Linked DNA regions of Homo sapiens: region 1 is linked to region 2. Evidence: chromatin loops called from intact Hi-C (ENCODE). Cell type or tissue: Calu3. All regions are shown on one strand. Each heading gives the region's core, and the rest is flanking DNA. Links, peaks and the distances in the headings are about the cores only.

Evidence for each region. Hi-C counts contacts between places; a loop is a spot of excess contacts. Peaks named below come from ENCODE experiments on the same cell type or tissue, not always from the same donor. Only the 100,000 strongest peaks of a DNase experiment are listed, where the experiment ranks them.
Region 1: a loop joins it to region 2, with 12 times the contacts of the local background. A loop is called at or near these places in 1 of 110 quality-filtered maps.

What each region holds. Positions count from the first base shown.
Region 1 is chr9:9,348,432-9,359,764 of GRCh38, reverse strand. The region is part of intron 9 of PTPRD (protein tyrosine phosphatase receptor type D); the gene reads left to right. Among named protein-coding and RNA genes, the nearest start is that of PTPRD-AS1, 500 kb to the right of the region's middle. In Calu3, for the core only: no CTCF peak of the experiment used is centred there; a DNase peak (open chromatin) is centred at 6,684.
Region 2 is chr9:9,267,173-9,278,505 of GRCh38, reverse strand. All of the region lies in intron 9 of PTPRD (protein tyrosine phosphatase receptor type D), which reads left to right. Among named protein-coding and RNA genes, the nearest start is that of PTPRD-AS1, 410 kb to the right of the region's middle. RefSeq lists a silencer at 2,523-2,817. In Calu3, for the core only: no CTCF peak of the experiment used is centred there; no DNase peak of the experiment used is centred there.

The DNA of each region.
Region 1 (11,333 bases), core at 5,514-8,013, 81 kb before region 2:
GAAGTCAGATGTCAATAAAGTCATTATCAGCATCAAATGGAATTTAATTGGGAAAGTCATCTGAAGAAAATCAGCTTAGAACCAAGTTCAAATGAGGTATATGAGTTCCACAGAAAGTAGACAGGGCTCAGGATTTCATACCACATCTCCATGTGAGTAATGACTAGGTTTAGTTGGTTTCAAGTTCAGTTTAATTGGGAGGGGTAATAATTATTGAATCCCAGCCATGCTGCAGAATTGTTCTTTAGGTAAGTCTTTGTCAATTTAGCTATGTGTTTGCAAACACTGTTTTTATGAAGATCAGGACAGAGATGAAAAGAGAGAGATTGTTAGAAATCTTCACAACCTCTTATCAGGGGACATTTTTATAGAAATTGAATGTGAAGTCATGCATACCATTAAATCAATTTCTTTGTAGTCCCCGAAGTGTCCTTTCCTATTCCTTAGAAAAATCATAAATAGCTTCAGCTAATAAAAATAGCCCAAAGCCACATTTAGACTAATGCAGCTTAAATGAGATTTTAACCTTAGACCTCTCTTTTTAAAAAGCTTACCTTCTAATTGGATAGTGCATTTTATAGAAAACTGAAGGATATAATGTTGATTAGGTTCATACAATGAAGGAAAAGTTGCCACCCTAAGGTCAACATCTGTTGACTCTGAAAATGACAACCAGTATTCACAGTTTGAGATAATGGCTGTCTATGATGGGATCATTAGCTGTTCTGCTTCATAATTTCCAGAAAATTCATAATAAATGCAAGTGCAGCAAAATCTGAAGGAGACAGTTTTTATCCTGAAATTGTTTTTAGAAGCCCTGCCCAAACAGCTTGTAGGTTAATAGAGGTGCAACAGTAAGGTTGGATGCAATCAACTTTGATTGTGGGCTTCTCAGAGTTGGTTCGTCTCGCCTTGAGTTTCCTATACAAGAATGCGATTAAGAAACAAGCAGCTTAATGACGTTAATGATTGTTATTCAGAATGTAAAGGTGTTGGATTAATCACAAAGACTGAATCTGATTCAGGCGCAGGCCCTTCTCAACATGTACTTTTTAGTTCTACCATTCTCTCTGGGTTTTTGGAGTGACTTCTGAGATATAGAATAGCTAAGCTTATAGATAAGTTGGTTTTCTGGAGCATGGGAGCCAATCAGTTCTTTTATGACTATTGGCATAGTTAGCAAGTACATACTCAGGATTGCAACTTAATTGATTCTCTGTAAAGGCAAAAATATGACATTCATTTTAATTCTGAGCTTTTTATTATTTAAAATCAGCTTTTCCAAATTCTTCCTGGATGAACAAGGCTAAAATGTTTCCAGGAATATTTATTAAAGTATTATAGATATACATAGCAAGATACCTGGTATATTCTTTTCTGATTTCATTATAGTAAGCAATTATATTTTTAAAGCACCAAAAAGAATACATGCTGCTTAAAATCAAATAATTTCATTACCTGGAAAAGTAATAAGCAAATAGCATAATATAAATAATTTTGGTCTATATTTTTAAATAGACAACAGGCAATATAACCTAAATAAGAAAAAATTGCCTATATAATATGTTTTTCCAAATGTTACAAGTACCTTTGAACAGCAATGCAAAGAATAGGAGAATATGCTGTTTCAAAAAGGTCTTCAAACAAAAGATTTTCCAGTAGTTGTGGTCAGAAATGTGATTTAATTTCTTGCTTGTAAAATAGCAACAAAAAAAATCTTATAGAAAAATCTCATATTTTTCTGTATAGCCTGTTCACAGGAAGAATTCTGTTCAGCTGAACTCCAGAGAAATAGTTTCTCTCTTTGGAAAGTGCAAATTCTAAAGCATTACAGAATAGAAATGTAAAAGGAAATAGAGAACAGAGAAATGGTTGTGGTAGGTAAAGATGTTACCTGGGAAAAAAAAGGAAAGACATAAAGACTCAAGTCCAATCAATAAATATATTTATAATGCCTTTATAATGTCAAATATATTCCAATTGCTTGAGACAGGGTCAACCTAAAATAGTCTGCACTATTGCCCTCTTAACTGTGTCATTTTTTTTTTTTATTTTAAAAACTATTGAGCAGCACATCCTCTGATTTAATAATTTTATTGTGGTACCTTATAGCCAAAAGACCTATATTTAATCACTTTGCTTCTTTCCCTCATTCACTTGCTACCTCACACTGCTCTCTGATTCTTATATGGTCTTTTAAAATCATTAGCCACATTTCAGGTCTTCTGAAAGCTGCAAAGGGACCTTATATATGATTTCCCAGGCATAGTGACTAACGCCATTCAAAGTTCTCACCAAGCTTTCCTCATTTCAGACCTAATGATTACATACAAGATCATCCTCCATGTGACAAAAGGTCATGAGAAGTCCACAAACCTTTAGGAATAAAAATTGGTAAAATGAATTAAATTTTATCTGGCTTTAAATTCAAAGGTCCATGAGTAGAAGCAGGAATTTACATTTCAACAGAAGAAGAATATTTGACATCCCCAAAGTCCTAACTGAAAGAGACACTTAGTGCACATCATCCTTTATTCCAGACACCCATAAATTCTCACAGTATTTATGAAACCAGATTGTGCTGGTGTCTAAATCAGCTGTTTGCTGGGAATCCGTTAAAATAAGAGACTTCTTAATTCCAAAGCTCTCTAATGTATATTTAGAACAGAATTAGGCATAAGAGAATTAAAGTCTACTGACGGATTGATAAATGAAGAGAAGGAATGAGAGAAGGCAGAAGGTGCATATTATATTTGAGACCCAAATCCCCCTTGGATGCTTTATACCCGGTTGCTTGACCTTATTTTACAGATGTATTTCCCTCTAATTTTCTGTTTGTTAACTATAATTCTGCTGCCTCACTGGTAGCAAGTTGCCAGCTTTATATCTTATCTCTTATACAAAGCAGAAATTCAGGGAATGTTTTTGTATTGAATTTATTAGAATGGACCTTGGAGATCATCAACAGAATGTATTTCTTTTTCATAATGAAAATCAAACCTAGAGGGAGTATTGTCTTTGCAAATGTAGAAAAACTAGTCAGTGGTACTTGAAACTCAAACATGGGTCTTCTGACTCTTGAACTATGTTTCTTCAAGATGCAGCTTCTGATAAACATAATTAACCTTCTTGTATATTCCTACTTCTCCCCATCACTACTTTTTCCAACACAATTCTTTCTTCAAACGTGATTGAAATGGAGAAAATGACATCTTAAAAGCTGGCCTTATTTAGTAAAATCTATTGCAAATGGTGGCAAACACTCATATGATTCATAATGAATATGCTCTGATGATTTTAAATGTGTGTTTGCATTTCACTTGGTTTGTTTATTATACAATAGACTGTGATGGGTCATGAAAAAAATAAGTCCAGTGCTGTTATACAACAAGAATAATCTGCATTAGATGTCCCTCAACCGCCAAGCCAAAGACCTCATTCTAGCAGCTCTCCTCTCTCTTCTACATCAATTTTTCCTTTCTACTAGGTTGTTTCTATAACCACACAAACTTGCTGTTATTTCTCCAAGATTAAAAAAACATACACAAAATTGTCTTGTCCCCATTTCCTCTGCCAGATTCACTCTCCCTATTCCTTGGTTCTTTTTCTTTTGCAGAAAAAATTTCCTGAAATTAATGTCTATACTCCTTTTTCTGTGATTCTTCTTTATACCTCTTCTCTTAAAACTGCTATAGTTAGGCTTTTACTCCATCATTCCACTAAAACTTGTCAATGTCACCAATCCCCTCAATATTGCTAAATCCAATGCTCTAGTCTCTGGACCCATTTTGTTTAATCTTACTGGTAGCATTTGACACAGTTTATCACTCCTTCCTCTTTAATCATTTTTCTATTGGCGTCTGTGATACTACACACTTTGGCTTTTCTTCTGTTTCACTGGTTTCTCTTTTCATGTTTCCTTTACTCATTTTTCACCATCCTTCTGACCTATTAACATTGAAATGCTCCAGGTTTCAGTCATTAGTACCCTTCTATTTTATACCTTGATTCTCTCCCTTGTGTTTTTACTCAATCCCATGGCTTTCAAACACCTTCTGTATACCTGTGACTTCCAATTTACATCTCCAGGCCCTGTCTTTCTCATGAAATCCAGACTTACATATCCAACTTCCTGCTTGACTTATCCACTTGAATATCTAGAAAACATATAAAATGAAACTTGTCCAAAAACTAAGTCCCTGACTTTTCTCATCTTCTCCATCTCAAATGATAGCAACTCCTTGTGTTCAGTCACTTATACCAAAAACCTAAAAATGGTTTTTAACCCACTCTTTATCTTATTCATGACATTCCAATATATAAAAAATGCTATGAAGATCTATCTTCAACACATTTTCATAATTAAGCCCATTCTTTCACCTCCGCTCCTAAAACTGGTCCAAACCATAGTCATCTGTAGCCTAAATTTCAGCAATAGCCTCTTGATGGATCTCCATGCTTCTACCATTGTACCATTATAATTCATTCTCATCTTTTACAGTTGATAATATATAATTATTTGTCCAGCTTTTTCGAGGTATAATTGGTATATAAAAACCAGAAAATAAAGGACCCAAAAACCTTTTGAAGATGATAGATAACTTTATTACCTGGATTGTGGTGATAGTAACACAAGTGTATACCACACTCACCAAATTGTATACAACTCATTCTTAATAAAGCTGCAAGAGTGGTCTTTCTAAAACTTAAGTCATACTTGTTACCATCCTCCACCAACTTCATCCATACTCTACAATGGCACCTAATTATCTGGTACCTTTCCCTTTATTTTCTTTTTTGTCCACACTCCACTACTGTCACATTTTCCTCCTTTGCTATTCATTGAAAATGCCAGGCATGGACTATCCTTAGGCCTCTTGCACTAGTTGTTACCTCACCCTCCATTATTTTTCCTCCAGATATCTTCATGCACAACTCCATCACTTCTTGCATGTGTTTGCTCAAATCTCAGTTTCTCAATGAGAAGCACCCATGGTACCCCACTTCATGCTATCTTACTTACCTAATCCCTTGCTGATACTTCAAATCCTTCTTACCCTGATACCTTTACTATCATTCCATAGCACTTTTTACCTCCTAATGCATTAGATAATTTACTTATTGGCTATAGTTGTGTATTATCTATCGCTCTCCAATAGCATGTAAGTTCTACAGGGGAAGGAAACTTTGTTTCATTCACTGATGAATTCCCAGCTAGGAGAGAGCCTACCACAAAAAAAAATGTAGGTTTTTAAAATTCATTTGAAAAGTTATTGAATTGTAAAGCCAATATTTTCATATTACAAGACCTTATTAATATATGATCTCTGTAGGTATGATAAAATATACATTTAAGATATTGAAAGAAGTATAAAAGCTGCAAAAGTGTATAAAATCTTCCTTTGAACTGAGATGTATTTTAGTAAGAAAATTTTATTTTGTTGTGGTAGAAAGAATTCTAAAATAGCCCCCAGGATTCATATACCCATACATGTCCCTGTACAAATCCCAGGACTTGTAAATATGATGGAACAGTCATTATCATGATTAGGTTATATTATATGGGACAGTTAACTTTAAGAAAGAGGAACCATCATGGGTAAAACTGGCCTATAAATAGCTCTTGCACTTCCTAAAAGTGAGTTGAAGTGTGGGGGGATTCACCAAAATGGGGATTCCTCAATGTGGCTTCATAGAAGAAGGAGGCCATGTGGGGACAAGGAGCTCAGAGCAGCCTCTAGGAGCTAAGAGTGACCCCTAGCCAAAATCGAGAAAGAAAGAGTGACCGCAGTCATTCCATCACAAAGAAGTTAATTTTTTTCAATAACCTGAAAGAACTTGGAAGCTTCCTCAGAGCTTCTAGATGACTCACAGCCCAGCCAACACCTTGATTTCAGCCTTGTGATAGCTGAGGAAGAGAGACCCATCAGACCCGAGCTTTTGAAATTCTGAACTAATAAAAGGGTGTTGTTTTAAGCTGCCAACTTTGTGGTAATCTACCAGGCAGCAATAGAAAACTAATATATTCCTTGTTTTCTTTTTTGTTTTTATTTCTCTGTTTTACCTTTAAACTATAAAATACTTGATGCTCATGCTTAACTCAACCTAGAAAACTTTCAGAAGCAGGATTTTTTTTTTTAAAGGCATGAAAACAAGGCCAATATATACGTAAGACAAGGTCCTATGTAAAGTGAATAGAAAAAAGAAATTAAGGCAAAATTAAATGACCGCATTTTTCCAGATCACTCAAGATTGCAATATATAGAAGTGGACTCCCAGCCCCAGCCCTTCTAATAATTACTCTGAGACATATGCAAAGTATTTAACCTAAACTGGCTTTATTTCTTTGTTCATTAAATGGGTGAATTTTACTAGATTAACTCTAAGATTTATTCCTGTTATAAAATTCTGTAGTTCAATAGTTCTGTTGCTCTAAAGTCACCTATGATTCTATGTTCATTTAAAAATACAACATTTTTATACATTTTAATATTGACTTCTGCACTGAAAATGTTACTTTAAGAGTTTGGTAACAGACATTAAAATATTTTGGCACTTTGGTAACCTGAATCAAGATACTCTAAATATATCAACATGAAATAGGTAGTAAAGTTTTAGGATTTCAAGGACAGTCTTTTGACCGAGCCTGAACTTCTCTAGTGAACATTGAATAGCATTGTTTTGGCCACCAGAGGGCTCCCACATGATTTCTCCCTGCATTAAAATTTTGAAGAATTAATTCAAATTTTATCATTGAAAATAAGAACAATAAAGATACAACAACACCAAGCAGTACAAGTAATGAGGAGTGTTTTCTCTTTTGTATCCATTAGAGTTATTATAAATTTAGCGTTTTCTATAAAAACACTGAGTGAACACTCAAACCATAAGCAAAAAGAACCACGTCCTACCTTTTTTATGCATGACTTTTTCTCAATTCCTTTCCTACATATTTAAGAAGAGAATCTTCTTCCAGACATTTAAAATTATTACAACTCTGAGAGAAGTCAAGATAGTTCTGAGACTATGGTACTGTAATGTGAACTATGTAGACATAATTCATAGTTATCATTAATTCGTCATGCTTACACGTTTCTACATTCATATTTGGTAAATTATTCTGAGTTTGCTTTTTCTTCTCTGAGTGTGTTAGGAATCTACTGAGATTTACAAATAAAACTTAACCAGCTATTTTGTGTGAAGGCAACAGAGTGAAGAGTTTGTCTCTGGACTAACTCCAGAAGCCAAAGAATGCAAAATGTTATGAAAACAAATGAGGCAGATTTTGTTGTAATTTCCAGGAGAAAAAATAAATTTGCCTTAGATATTAAATATTGATTATTGGGAAAACATAACAGATATATATATACATATACACACATATATATATATACACACACACACATATATACACACACACACACACACACACACACATATATATATATATATATGGTTTTTTGGCAGTATTGTTTGTGTTTACGAGCTATCAACCTAAATTTCCAGCAATACAAAGCTGGACAGATAAATTATTTTATAGTTATGCTACGATGTACTATACAATTGTTAAAAAGTGAAGGTGCTCTTCATGTGCACATAGGGAATGGTTCCAAAGATATGTGGGGGACAAAAATCAAGCTGATAAAAAATGCAAGGGCCAGGTGCAGAGGCTGGGATTCCTGTAATCCCAGCACTTTGGGAAGTCAAGGCAGGAGGATTCCTTGGGGCTAAGAGTTTGGGACCAGCCTGAACAATATAGTATTCTTTTATTTGCATATCAGAATGAAGATAGAGTTAAAATATGAATCATATGATTCTCATGGAGGAAGCTCTTACTGTGTTCCAGACTAATCATGTAATCCTCATATAGTCCATCAAGGTGGATATTCATGTTATCTCCAATGGACGGATACAGAAATGGAGGCACAGAGAGTTTAAACAATGAGTCCAAAATGACTAGTCCAAATTATGAACCCAGCTGACCAAATCCATAGCCTACGCTCCTGACCCTTATAATCTTTGGCACAGACATACACTAGAGAATATGTTTTAAGACAATATGTCACAAATCCTTTTTAACTGAAAAGAGAAGATAAGTATTTCAGTCTTCTTTATTCCTCAGCTAACATGTGTATCTTTCCAAGGCTTCTTGGTTTGCTGTACTGACTCAGTAACATGTTCTGTGTCAGGGTGTCTAGGCTTTATTTGGCCTCCCTGATTAATAAAGCCCTCCACCTAGGAAGGTTCACGTGAACACCTGAAAGGAAGTTCAGATAGTGTGTCCTTTGCGTTTTGTAGAACTAAAATACATCTAATGCATAGAATTATTTGTTCTCATTCCCAAGTACTTTCTGCTTTTCCTGCTCTCCTTCTAGACAAGCTCAATAAATGGTGACTAATCCCTTCAGATTCTATAGTGCATTCCCAGTGCAGGCCATACCCAGGAATTCAGGTGCCAGTTATTCTGTGTTCTGATTACCTTTGTTTCCTCTTTTTATGTTCTCTTTCCTACAAGATGTATTTTAGAAATTTCAGTTTCCTTCTGTAATCTTGCAGAAGTGAAATGAGGCAAAACTCAAATCTGTACATTTGGTTTCTTGTTAACAGCCCTTCTAAGAAAAGCTCGGTGGTGGGAATATTGAGGGAATTGAGTAAGGGATGCCTGGAAATCACCAGCAAGTGTTCATGTAACCCTATTCCCCAAGCCAAAGGTAATTGAGACTTGACTTCAGGGTACCAGTGGTTCTGTGAACTTTCACAGAAATTCTTTAGCAATCTAAAATGAAACAGACAAACGAACAAAAACTTGCCCAAAGCACTGTAATTGAAAGATCATCAGAGTTCATTTTTGATGACAACTGGACACTCTCAGAAAAAGAGGATCTTAAAATATTGAGACTGGCTGACCTCGTTATCTGAGGGAATATTTTCCTTTTACTACTTTAACATGACATGAATGTTATTTAAGTTAATAATGTCTGTTTAATTTATATTGTACTATAGTGTTTTGTTTGAAGTTCCTTTTCAAATTTGATATTTTCAATTTCATATTTAAAATAAAAGAGTAGTAATCAGAGTGAAGGGCCACACAGATTCCTTTCTGGTCCATCTGAGGAGAATGAACCGTAGAAAATATAGAGGATACTACATCACCAAAGATATTTATGACCAATGTATACAAAAATTAAAATTTTACAGTGATGACCATGACACCTTATCTGGCAGAAGAAAACAGATTGTTGACACAAAAGGGGATGCAAATAATTTAAAATTCTTCCCTTTGCTTGAATCCCAGCTAATTACACAAAGGATTTAGAGACTCTTACAGAGGAGTTGATACAGTACAAAAGGGTATGGCAAACTATTGAGAAAATCAGAATAAATGTCCATTTGTCCAAAAATAAAGCCAGGAATAACATTTGTATGCAGAAATCCATATCACATACCTCTGCACCTATAAGAGTTAGGCTGCTTATTTGCTTCTGAGCTTTCTAATTGTATAAAGGTCAGAATGCCTTAGAATCCAGTCTAAGAGTTATTATTTCTATATGACAAAAATTAACTGCTTGTTCAGGAGAGGAACATTTTTTTATGATACTAAGGCTGAAAAAAGATGTTTCTCACAGATTATCCTAAGGAAGACTTGGGTGTTCTACATCAGCAAAGGATTTCTGACCACTCTGGAGCATAGCTCCTGGGGTCCTTTCCGTTCCTACCTCTTCAAGCATTTGCATAACTGAAAGCAGCTTTCAGAAAAAGGAGTTTCAAGGACCAAGGTTACATCTATGCTGATACTGGATAGCCTACATTTCAGGATACCCCTCTACTCTGAAAGTTAAATATAGACAGTGCTTCCTTTTAAGTTTTTGTGTGATCATGAAATGGCTTTTTACAATGGACTAGGGTTCTGGATAAGTTCTGCAGAAGTGCTAGTATATGAGAAATGCAGATTCTGTCCCCATAGGTGATGAGACATATTTACAATTATTTATAGCACAAAAAAAAAACATGTGATGGGTGCCACTTAAGTGGTATAAACAAGGTGATATAGAAATTAGGAAAGAGAAAGATTATTATCACTGGAGGTGATGAGTGTGAGAAAATTAAGGAAAGTAAAATTGAATAAAGCCATAAAACAATCATTCTCAAACTTTAGTATACAAAAAAAAAAAAACTTAGAGAAATGAAAAAAATCCAATTTTCAGTCTCAACCATCAGACAGTTGAATTTGTTACATTTTGAGTGGGATTCCAAAGTCTAAAATGTAAACATTAGGTGGCACTTCTATATCACTTTACCTGTGGCAGCAATCTTCTTGGGAGGCAAAAGGATTTGTCTTAAAGCTTGCTTGCAGTGTTTCTGTATTAGACAGACAAAATATCAGTTTATGGTCCCTGTGCAAGATGGGGGTTGGAGGTGTGGTGACTGATAGTCTGATACTGCTTTCCCAAAGTAGTGGTAGACTGGTAGATAAGCTAGCCCTTGGCATGTCTTAGTGTTCTATGCTAAAAAGTTTCTTGCCATTCTATGTTAAGGAGCTCAGAATTTAACACCTAGCAAGAGATTTATTAAGTGAAATATGTAAGCAGAGAAGTGATATGATCAGATTTACGTCGAGTGAATTATTTTTTCTTAAACATATTTCCATCCCCACTGACCTACTGATTTTTCATAATGGATCTCCTCTTCACAATGGCACTATGATACCCGCCCGCCACTGTAATAGTAATTGGCTACAAAATACAGAAAATAAATCTGATAATAGATGTATATACATAGATACCAATAACCTCAGACACTACTTCCTATTAAAATAGGTTTAGTCTCCTGAATTAATTAAAATACAGGAAGAGAAAAATCTCCACTGACAATTGGAAGAAGAGAAGCAGCACACAGATTGTTGTAGTACAGAGGGACCTTATTAAGAGAGCACCCTAATTAGGACAAGTGGAGGTCTTCAGAGCTGTTATAATCCGTGTGAATCTCCATAGCACAAATGTTCAAGAGAAGCCACATAAAGCACCAAATAATGTCAGAGATTAAGTTATATGAGAGTAGGTGAAGATGCCATTTATTCAAGAAAATGCTGGAATCTGGACTTACTAGACATTGTACTTGGGTACAAACTCTTACCCCAACTCCTGTCCCCAACGTCCCATTACACAGTGTGTCTGAAGGGAAGAAAACATGTGCTTTTCCCACTTCAGATGATGATTAAAGGGGTGATTTTCACCCACAGTATTTGTTCACCCACCCAGCATACTTGCCCACTCTTTCAATCACCAAGTCCTTTATTCTTAACATTACTGTTTTACTTAAGAGATAACGTCAAA
Region 2 (11,333 bases), core at 5,004-7,503:
CAGTATCCTATTGGGCACTTAATTTTAATAAAGTAAACTTCTCTAAGTGGCTTACAAATGTATCTTCTCATATATTATTTTAGGACCATTTTATTTGTTATAAAAATCTTAAAATTTTATAAGGCTGTGTAGTGAATTTCCCACTGTATATAAGAATACAGTCAGCTACACGCCTATAATTAGTACACCATTCAATTTGACAGCCATAATAATAATAAAAGATTCTGAAAATGCCAGTCTATTAAAAGGAATAAATACCTAATTGCAAGATTTCTGGCATGAGAGATAACCGGTTAAACAAATAATTTATGACATGATCTCTTATTTGTTGCCCTCAGATCATAGTATATTGGTTACTACTTGTTTATTATTTTTTATTTGAATAAAATGTCTAATTCTATGTCAAATCGTGGAAAGCATACAACCACCTTTAATAGCATATATTGCAGCACATGTTAAGAACTCTTATTTATTAACACTTTAGTGAAAGTTAATGTAATTAGTTTTATGAATATGAGGTAACATATTTCTTCCACCTGGTTGTCCTAAAATTATCCTTTCAATGAAAAAATATTTTATCACTGGGCTCAGGTTTGGAAGGAATGTGTTATTAGCATTTCTTGTGAAAGATGTATGTTCTTAAGAAACACAATTTTCTGGATTTTACCATTTCCATATCATTTATAAAGTTTAGTTTGAGAGCCCACAATGGTACTTCCAAAAATGTTGGTAATGTAAAGTAATCAAACATGCCTGGAATATTCTTCAAAGGTTGGTTAAACATCTTATAAAAGTAATTAGCAAATCCATCTGGACCAGGGGCTTTTCCAGATGGGAAACTTTCATTACTACCCATCATTTTCCATAGTTTATTATAGGTATAGTTTTATTTTGAGAGGGTCACAGATAGATGTGTATAATAAATAAAGCAACAAAATTGTTTAATATTTGGGTAAGAGATCCTTCTGTATAATCATATATAAAAATTAAGCAATAGCATATTTCTGATGAGTCTGTGTTAACAGACTTTTTTATTTATATTATTCAGAAATATGTGTATTTTAAAATTTCAACGGAAAAAATTGTGATTATCCATTTCTTTAAAAATTACACAATGTTTTCTTTTACTTTTGCAGCTCTATCAATACCAGATAGTGAGATGTAACATCCTGAATATATGAAGCTTCCTAAAAATGTTAAATTCTTACAGATTGGCATTTTAAGACACAACCATACTGAATGAACTGGTAGAGAAAGAATATTCAAAAACATAGGGAATCAACTGTTTGAATATTTGTTCAATTAAATTTAACAAATATTTCTGAATCCTTATTTTAAGCCTGGCATTGTTATAGGTACAAATAAAAATATAAAGTATGTAAAATAGTAGTTTAGGAGAGGAGATAAAAATATAGACAAGGGATTGAATTGTAGCTTGACAAGTGAGGTAAAAGAGCATGTACTAGATACAGTAGTGGCGAAAGCAGGGGTGCTCTACTTTTCTTGGATTTGGTAAGAAGCTCTACAGATGCAGAGATGCTGAAAATGCTGTCCTGGCATTTGTGAAGGAAGTAACTTTCCAGGCAAAAGGAACTGCATGAGTAGAGACACAGAGCACGACACATCAAGAGGCAAATGGCCTCTCTTTGTTTATGATGGCAATAAAATATTGACTTTCCCCACATAGTTAGTGAAATATAGAATTAGGAACTTAAAAAGAATACGTCATAGCCCCCTTACACCAAGAAAGAGAACATGCCCTAAAGAAATTAGGCTCTTTTGGCCTTAGCACCATTTTCTCAGAAACTTCTGCTCCATGAGAGCCAAGTGGAGAAAGAGGTACATGTGTAGATTAAAGCACAAAAGAAGAAAGATGAAGCTGAGATCCAAGTAAATTGCCAGCATGTGCTCTCATGGAGGTCACAGGAGCAGAATATGGCATGCCAGTGACTGAGGACGATGATACAAGTTGTTGGACTGCATGCTGCTCTAGAGGTTGTCTCTCAATTGATCTAGAATTTCCATTGCCATCTAATTGCCAAGACCATCTCTGAGAAAACCACCTTGCCCATTACCAAAACAGTTCCTGTTGACCTTTGCCCCGGGCCTCTGATATTCTAGACTACATCTCTTCTCTTCTCAGTTGTTGCCAAGTGTAACATGTAATTACAAATTTGTAATAAAGAGCAATTATACAATATATTATTTCTTCTGCTCTCTTAGTTAAAGAATCAAACAGACAGGAGAAGACAGAAATCAGCACACTAGGGGCTTTAATCTGAAAATGACTGATGTGAGTCTTCATCAGATTCAAAAAATTCATTCAAATGAATGTCCCCAATGAAATTACTAAACAGGCCAAAATGTGCCACTGACGGGACTTTACTTAAGGCTTGAAATGTTAGCTGGGGTTAAGCAACATTAGACAAGGACATTTAGCTGAGCTATAACCTACTTTCCCTCTAGGGCTGAGATGATGTCTTTTATTATCCCGAGAAATTTGTTATAATAAATTCGGTTGAGGTGTTCTCTTCTCCATTTCTTTTCTTCCCCTAGAGCATAAGGCACGGTTGGTTTACACAGCTCAATCTCCTTCACGGCCTGGGGACATTCTAGTATAGTAGAAGAATCCTTCTTTTATAGAAACACACACACACACACACACACACACATACACACACACACAGCTGTTTCGCTCACTGTTGTCAGAAGCAACTTGTTCTAAAGGGAGGGAGGTGAGTAATGAGTGCCTGCACTAATTCACACTTTAAAGAGGACACAGATGAGTCATTTGAATACATTTTAGTGTTGGCCTTCAAATAGCAGCCTACCCAGACTTAGAAAGACAATATTCTGGGGGCAGCAGCCCTTGTCTTAGGGACCAAAGTCATCCTACAGTTCAAGCCAATGGTCTAGACCAACCTAAGCAGAAAGCATAATCTAGGCTCTTACCAGCCAACCTTGGCTAATGGAACCTGTTGCAGAACAGACAGACATGGGTTCCAAGACTGAGATATGTAAGATCAGGAAAATAGTTTCACCCTCTTCGGGTGGGTCCAGAGATATTTTCAATCTCACAGCCCCTCTGCACTGAATGCAGGTGACTCTGAGCCATTTTGAGGGAAATACATACATACACAAAGGACATTTTACAATATAAGTTTTTTCTGAGAATAACTTTCAACTGACCTTCCCTCACTATTTTAAATTGGCAAAACTGATGATCAAGAAGAGTCACAGATAGATACTTTCCCAATTCAAATTCAAAGAGCATGAAATGCTAATGGTTATATATATATATATATAATATATATATATATAACATATATATTATATATATGTTATATATATAATATATTATATATATATTATATATAATATATATAATATATATATAATATATTATATATATAACATATATATTATATATATATATATAATATATATATACATATATATATGGAAACAAAGGGATTTTGATGGTCCAATCAGTTTGAAGAAAGTTTGAGTTAAACAAATTAAATAAATTAGATTGCAAGACTTCTCAAAGACTTTTTTCATGTTTATTAAAATCTTGAATCTCTAAGAAAGATATGTAATGGTGACTATTTCCCAAATTATTTACGAGTAGAATCATTCCTATCTAAACCTATATGAATATCTCACTGAAGACTAGTGTTCTGTGGACTGAGAGATGCTGGTTTAATAATAAAAATAATAGCTAATATTCACAAAATTTGAATTCTGTGTGTCTTAAGTCAGCTCCAGGAATATGTATTTTAAGACACCAATTATTCTACTTGCACAAATTGTGGGTATAAACCAAGAGCAACCTCTGACAAAAGAATATGTTCAAGTTCTTTCAATTTAGGGCCAGAGGGTGGAAAAAGAAAAGTTGGATGAAGACATTTTTGGGAGTTCTCCAAATTTCAAACAGTAGAAAAAGTTGGTAGTGGCAAGAGTTGGGATAGATAAGCTCCATAAGGGCCCCTGATAAATGAGACTCATCCTTGGAAGTATAATACCTTAAGTCTTTATAATTTGCCATCTTGGTTGTAGCATAATCTGTTCCAATATAGTCTGATAATAATTGGTTGAGTATCTATTTATGCAGACATTTACCACAAATGATTTAAAGTTGTGGGTGGAGAAAGACGTGAATGCATGCTGTACTTGTTTGGGAGAGGTTTGAAAACATAAGCGTAAAGCATATAAGTAACAGAACGGAGAAAGTCACATGTGAAGCAAACATAGTAAAACACAAGACTGTGTATATGTTATACCATGTACAAGGTGAAAGAATGAGTATGGCAGGGAGAAAGTGTGGAGGCTCTGTGGAAGAGGTAGGATTTGAGCACAGCTGTGAAGAAGCAGGAAGACTTGGACAGAAGGAGGACATCCAAGTGAAAGAGAGAATTTTAAAAAAATAGTATACAGGGAGAGAAGTGCAAGACCTGTTCATAAAAGAGGCAGTTTCATTTTGTTGGATTATAGGATCATAGGAGGATGTGGCAGGATGTAAGGTAGAAAAAAATAGGTTGATTACAGATCAAAGAGGATCTTGAATATCATATTGAAGTCTATGAAATTTCCTTTATAGATATTGACAAACCTCTGGAAGGTTTGGCGAATGTTCTTGTAAGGAATAAAATAAGAAGACTGAATGATGAACAAGAATGGGTCAAAACTCCTAGTCAGATTTGCAGTGGAGGATGAGACCTCATTATAATCTCTTACTTCCACCTGTGCAAATCATTAGCTGACAGCTCAAATGTCAATCCATGTGGAGTCACTCAGAGCTAGGTTAACCCACTGGGTCATATGGAAACTTTTTATTTCTATGGAATAGAGTCAGCCTGGGTAGACACTCTAGAGTACATGCTATACATTTTGAAGACTTCTGATATCTGCAGTGAAGAAAACATTAAAATGTTTTCACAGTTCTCTGTTTTTAAAGAAAATTCCATTAGAATAGTAAATAAACCCAACTTTATCTTCTATATTTAATGTACACTATATAAGAAAGATAAAAGGCAGTTTATGTATTTTAAAGTTCTGCTCAATATCTGCTATATGTATGTATATATACATACAGACACAGAGAGAGCTATTTCAAGAAGTAGCTGCACAGCTTCACAATTTTAATAATTATTTTTGTCATACTGTTGTGGCAGAGGATCTCAAATTCTATTCCTTAGTGACTCAGCGATTGTTTCACAGTGCTGTTAGGCCAAAATAAATGCCTGATAGTTCCATTTATTTGGTAGTTAGGTCTCAAAAACTCAATAAGAATTTACTAGCAACTTGGAAATCATTTTTGCCATATATTGACATAATAATATTTCTATTCTTAAATAAGCATGGTCACTTAACAATGGAATGCATGAAGATGTTGGATATTGTACATCTTCTAATGCACAAAACTCAAATTCAAATTTGCCACTGCTACTGTTATTTCCTGCTCCACATTGATTTTCATGTGGTGTTTCTTTTATCCATAGAAATCACAAAGACAGCTTCACAACAAATATTGACATTATCTAAAGGCATATAGCGCTATCTAATGTTGAAACTATAAATTACCTCAAGCTTGTATGTGCAGTGTTGCTGTTTCCCCTGAAAATATTAAATATTTCAGGGCACTTCTTTGAGCTCACTGCATCACCACAGAATATCTTGGCACAGAGTTTGGAGAACATGGCCATAGTGCTTGCTTTTGAACACCTGGTTTTAGGACATGAAAGTGGCAGGTAGGGAAAGAAGGAATAACGTGTGTCAAAAAACAAGAAACTGACTTCTGAACAAGGAGTAATAAGAGTAGGCAGTCTGGTGACAGAAAAGTCTCAAAATGTTTATGGCTAAAAAACAATTTGAGGCTCAAATACATGCAAATAATATTTTTCGTCAACGGACCACTACAGCAAAGATAATGGCATCAGATGACCGCCCTTCGCCCCCATTTAAAGTTGTCCTTAAATACCTTTCTTATTCCACCAAGTTTGGCTCAGTCCCTGTGATCAGGATCGGGGGATGTGTGATTAAGAGGTCTTTGTAAATTCCCGCTAATATTAAGTCAGTACCCAACAGTACTGCTTGTAGTTAAATAGTAGTTTCAAAATTTTGGAAATATTTTGGATTTCACAAGAGAAGATTTTTTAACTTTCAATTTATTTTTTTAATGAAGTTCATTTTCTTTTAGTCTAATTCCGACATTTAAAATTAAAGTGTGCCTGCATATCAATCTCTCAGTGACTGCCTTTAAAAATGATTTTTAAAAGCCCACATATCAGAGTAATTTCTTTCATTACATAAACGACCCTCTGGGGTATGCAGTTTCAAGTATATTTTGGGAAGGATACACTGCAGACTTTTAGAACTTGTGACCAACTTTTAATTCTCTGACAGTCTCAGCAGGCAGTATGGGGTGGGGGGAATTGCTGTCAAAAAAAAAAGTTTTGACTTTAAAAAACTCCATTCTTCACCTCATCTATGCTAACCTGCTTCTGTCATAAAGTGCTACAACCTCATGAAAGAAATAATAATGCAATATAGCAGATTTGTATCTCTATAAACAATGAAGTTTCTCAATTATGCAGAAACCTTTAAGGAACTGCTGCTATTTTTCCGTATGTATATTTGATAATTTTTATTTTTGGAATTTTGAACTTCTTATACCTTTGAATATAATAGAAGAAGTAACACAATCAAACCCTAAATTTCTTCTTTTTTTAAAATCCATGAATTCTATTTGATGTTAGTCTCAGAAAAAACATTTTCACAGATTGAGAAGGTGTTTGATTATAAAAGGTCAAGGCAAAATACCAACATATTTAACCAATACATTTTTGCAGACTGTTTATAGAAATTCTCTGAGTTGCATAGCAACAGGCTTTTTAACTACTACTTGCTATCCAGATTTTAATAATTTAATTAGTGTATTTTGCTTCATTAAATTGCTATATTTAATAGATTAAATGAATTCAATTCATAGCATGTTTTAAATGGATTTTTTACCACTTGCTGTGCAAGTAAGAATATGAACTGTATTTATCTTCTATTCAGATGCAACATAACAGGAATGAAATGGGGGATTTTTGGTTATAACTGGTCTGATCTGAAAGATAAATAGTTAATTAGAAGTTTGGAGAAGGTGAACGTACTTTTCCAAATTATACCATGTTCAGAAAGATGAGAAAGTTCACAGATGTTTTTTTTTTTTAAGATGAGAAAAATAAGTTTGAAGGAAAAAAATACTCTCAATGCTTTGTAATAGTTTTGAAAGTTGGCTTCATGAAGTTTCTAGTTAGGGAATAACTATAAATTGAGATGTATGACTAATCTTTGAAGAGTGGCTTTCTTTTTTCTAATTCTAATATGTAATTTAGAGTTTCAGGCTTCATATCAGCAGCATATCTTAGTAGCCCAATCGGTCCTCCTTATCTCCACCTGGAAGCCGCATAAGCACTTTAAACTTAACATGATCAAAATAGAACCCTTTATCCCCAACCCTCAAAGCTTTTATCTCACCGTCTTCTTTATATTAATAAGTTAATCCAGTGTTTATGCAAGTACTCCAGGCAATAATTCGAAGAGTGTTCTTTGATTCCTCCTATCCCTACACCCCCCGATATCTATTCCATTAATGAGTTCTATTGGTTCTACCCTTAAAATGTGTGTGAATCCTGTTAACTTTTCTCCACCTTTTCTGCTGCCTAGCTAGACCAAACACCATCATCTAAAGATACCATCATGTCAAAGTGCTCTCTCTAAATCCATTGATCTTTCTGCATACCATTCTACACACAGTAGCCAATGAAATCTTTCTATAACATAAATAAGATCATGGGATCCCCTAAATAACTTCTATGGCTCTTCTTTTGCACTTAGAATCAAATTTTTCCTGGAATCCTTGCCCTGACCTGATCTTTCCTAACTCACCAGCATGAGCACATTATACTCTGTAGTTCACACTCAGCCACGTCAGCCTTCCATTGTTTCCTTGACTGTTCTAAGCCCTTCACCACCTCAGCACTTTGTTACATGCACTTCTTGCTGCCTGGAACGCTCTTTCTGCCCTTTTTCCCAACATTGGCTTGCTCTTATTCTTCATATTTTTAGCATAAATGCCACATTTACAGAGAGGCTTTCTCTACATTCTTGTCTAAATATTTTCATGTTCTTTTCCCTTATTTCTCTTTATGTCATCAGTGATTATTTCTGTCACAGCAATTATCACAAATGTTACTTATTTATTTAATATTTTCCCCTAGCTTTATAAAGGCATAATTGAAAATAATAATTGTTCATATTTAATGTGTGCAACGTGATGTTTTGTTTTACGTATAATTTGTGAAATGATGACCACAATTAAGCTACCTAACATATCTATCAACTCACCTAGTTACCTTTTTGTATATGGTGAGAATACATCAGATCTAATTTCTTAGCAAATTTCCAGTATATAACACATTATTAACATGTTATAGTAATATTATATAGTAACAAAATAAATTATTAATTTTATTAATTAATATTATATTAAATCGATATTAACTATAGTCACCATGCTGTACGTTAGGTCTCCCGAGCCTATTCGCCTTCTAACTGAAAGTTTGTACCCTTTGACCAACATCTCCCTGTTTCCCCAACCACCCCCAACCTCAGGTTACCATCCTTCTACTCTCTGTTCCTATTAGTTATCTTTTTTAGATTGCATGTATAAGTGGAATCATGCAGTATTTTTCTTTCTATGTCCAGCTAATTTCACTCAGTAAAATGTGTTCCAGGTTCATCCATATTATCACAAATAGCAGGATTTTCTTATTTCTTAATGCTGAATAATGTTTACATACACACACATACACACCGACCACATTTTCTTTATACATTCATCTGTAAATGAACACTTATATTTTATCTTGACTATTGGAAAAAATGCTGTGATCAACATGGAAGTACAGATATTTCTCTGAGATCTCAATTTTATTTATTTAGGAGATGTGCCCAGAAGTGGGATTGCTGGATCATATGGTAGTCTTATTTTTATTTTTTTTGAGGAACCTCCATATTGTTTTCATAGTGGCTGTACAACTTTACATTCCTACCAACAATGCATAAGGATTCTTTTTTTTCCACACTCTCACCAGCACTTATCTTTTAACTTTTTGCTAATGGCCATCCTAACGGGTGTGAGGTGATATCTTATTGTGGTTTTGATTTGCGTGTTTCCGATGATTGATGATGTTGAGCACTGTCTCATATGCCTATTAACCATTTCATAACCTGAAAATGTCTGTTCAGGTTCTTTGATAATTTTTTAAATAAGGTTATTTAGCTTTATTGTTGTTGAGTTGTATGGGTTCCATGTATATTTTGGATATTAAACCATTATTAAATATGTGGTTTGCAGATATTTTTTCCCATTCCGTAGATTTCCTTTTCATGTTGTTGATTGATTTCTTTGTTGTATAGAAACTTTTCAGCTTGATGTGTTTCCAGTTGTTTATTTTTGGTTTTTTTTTTGCCTGTGCTTTTCGGGTCATTTCCAGAAAATCGTTGCCCAGACCTGTGTCATGGAGCTTTTCTTCTATGTTTTCTTCTGGAATTCTATGGCTTTAGGTATTATGTCTTTAATCCATTTTGAGTTGAGTTTTGCTTGTGGTGTAATATAAAAAAAGAATTTCCTTTTTTTTTTTTTTGCTTGTGGATATCAAGTTTTCCTGGCACCATAATTGAAGACACTATCCTTTCTCCATTGTGTATTCTTGGCATCTTCATTGAAGATGAGTTGATGGTAAACATGGGTTTATTCCTGGGCTCTCTGTTCTCTTCTCTTTGTATGTTTGTTGTTATGCCCATATTATAGTGCTTTGATTGCTATAGGTTTTTATTATAATTTGAAATCAGGAATGTGATGCCTCCAGCTTTGTTCTTCTCAACCAAGTTTACTTCAGCTATTGGGAATCCTTTGTTATTCCAGATGAATTTTAAGATTCCTTTCTCTATTTCTGTGGAAAATGCCATTGGAACCTTGATTTAAAAAAATGCATTAAATCTGTATATCTCTTTGAGAAGTATGTTTTGACAATAATGATTTTTTTTTCAATCCATCACCACAGGCTATTTTTTTATATACTTGCGTTTTTTCCATTTCTTTCATCGATGTCTTATATTTTCATTATACAGATCTTTTACCTCCCTAGTTAAATTAATTCGTAAGTATTTTTATTCTTTTAATGCTGTTGTAAATAGGATTGTTTTCTTAATTTCTTTTCTTAAGAGTTCATTCTTAGTATACAGAAACAAAGCTGACTTTTTCGTGCTGATTTTTTATCCTGCGACTTCACTGAATTTATTAGTAACAGCTTTTTTTCATGGAGTCTTTAGGGTTTTCTATATATAAGATTATATCATCAAAAACAGAGACAATTTTTTCTTTTGATTTGGATGCCTTTTATTTCTTTTCTTGCCTGATTTCTCAGGCAAGAACTTCCAGTTTTATGTTGAATAGAAGTGGCGAGAGTGGACATCCTTGTCTTGTTCCTGATTTTAGAGGAAAAGCTTTTAACTTTTCACCACTGAAAATGACGTTAGCTATGGGCTGGTCAAATACAGCCTTTATAATGTTGAAGTATATTCCTTCTATATCTCATTTTTGGGTATAGCTTTTATCATAAAAATATGTTCAATTTTGTCAAATGCTTTTTTTTTGTCTATTGAAATGATATGATTTTTATAATTCATCCTGTTGATGTGGTATATCACATATATTGATTTATGTATGTTAAGCCATCCTTGCATTCCAGGGATAAATATCACTTGATCATGGTATATGATCCTTTTAATAAGCTATTGAATTCATTTTGCTGGTAATTTTTGAGAATTTTTTATCTATGCTCACCAGGGATATTGGCTTGTAATTTTCTTTCTTTGTAGTGTCCTTTTCTGGTTTGGTAAAAGGGAATACTGGCCTCATGAGTGTTTCCTTCAATTTCTTGTAACAATTTGAGAAGAGCTAGTGTTAATTCTGTTAAATGTTTGGTAGAATTCACCAGTGAGGCCATGAGGTCTTGGCCTTTCTTTTATGAGAGATTTTTAATTACTGATTCAATCTCCTTACTCATTATTAGACTGTTCAGGTTATCTATTTCTTCATTATTTATTGTTTGTGGATTGTATGTTTCCAGGAACATATCCATTTATGCTAGGTTACCAATTTGTTGATATTATTCAAATAGTTCCTTGTGAATCTTTGTATTTCTGTATACCAATTGTAATGTCTCTTCTTTCATTTCTGATTTTATTTGAGTTTTTGCTCTTTATGTATTAACTGA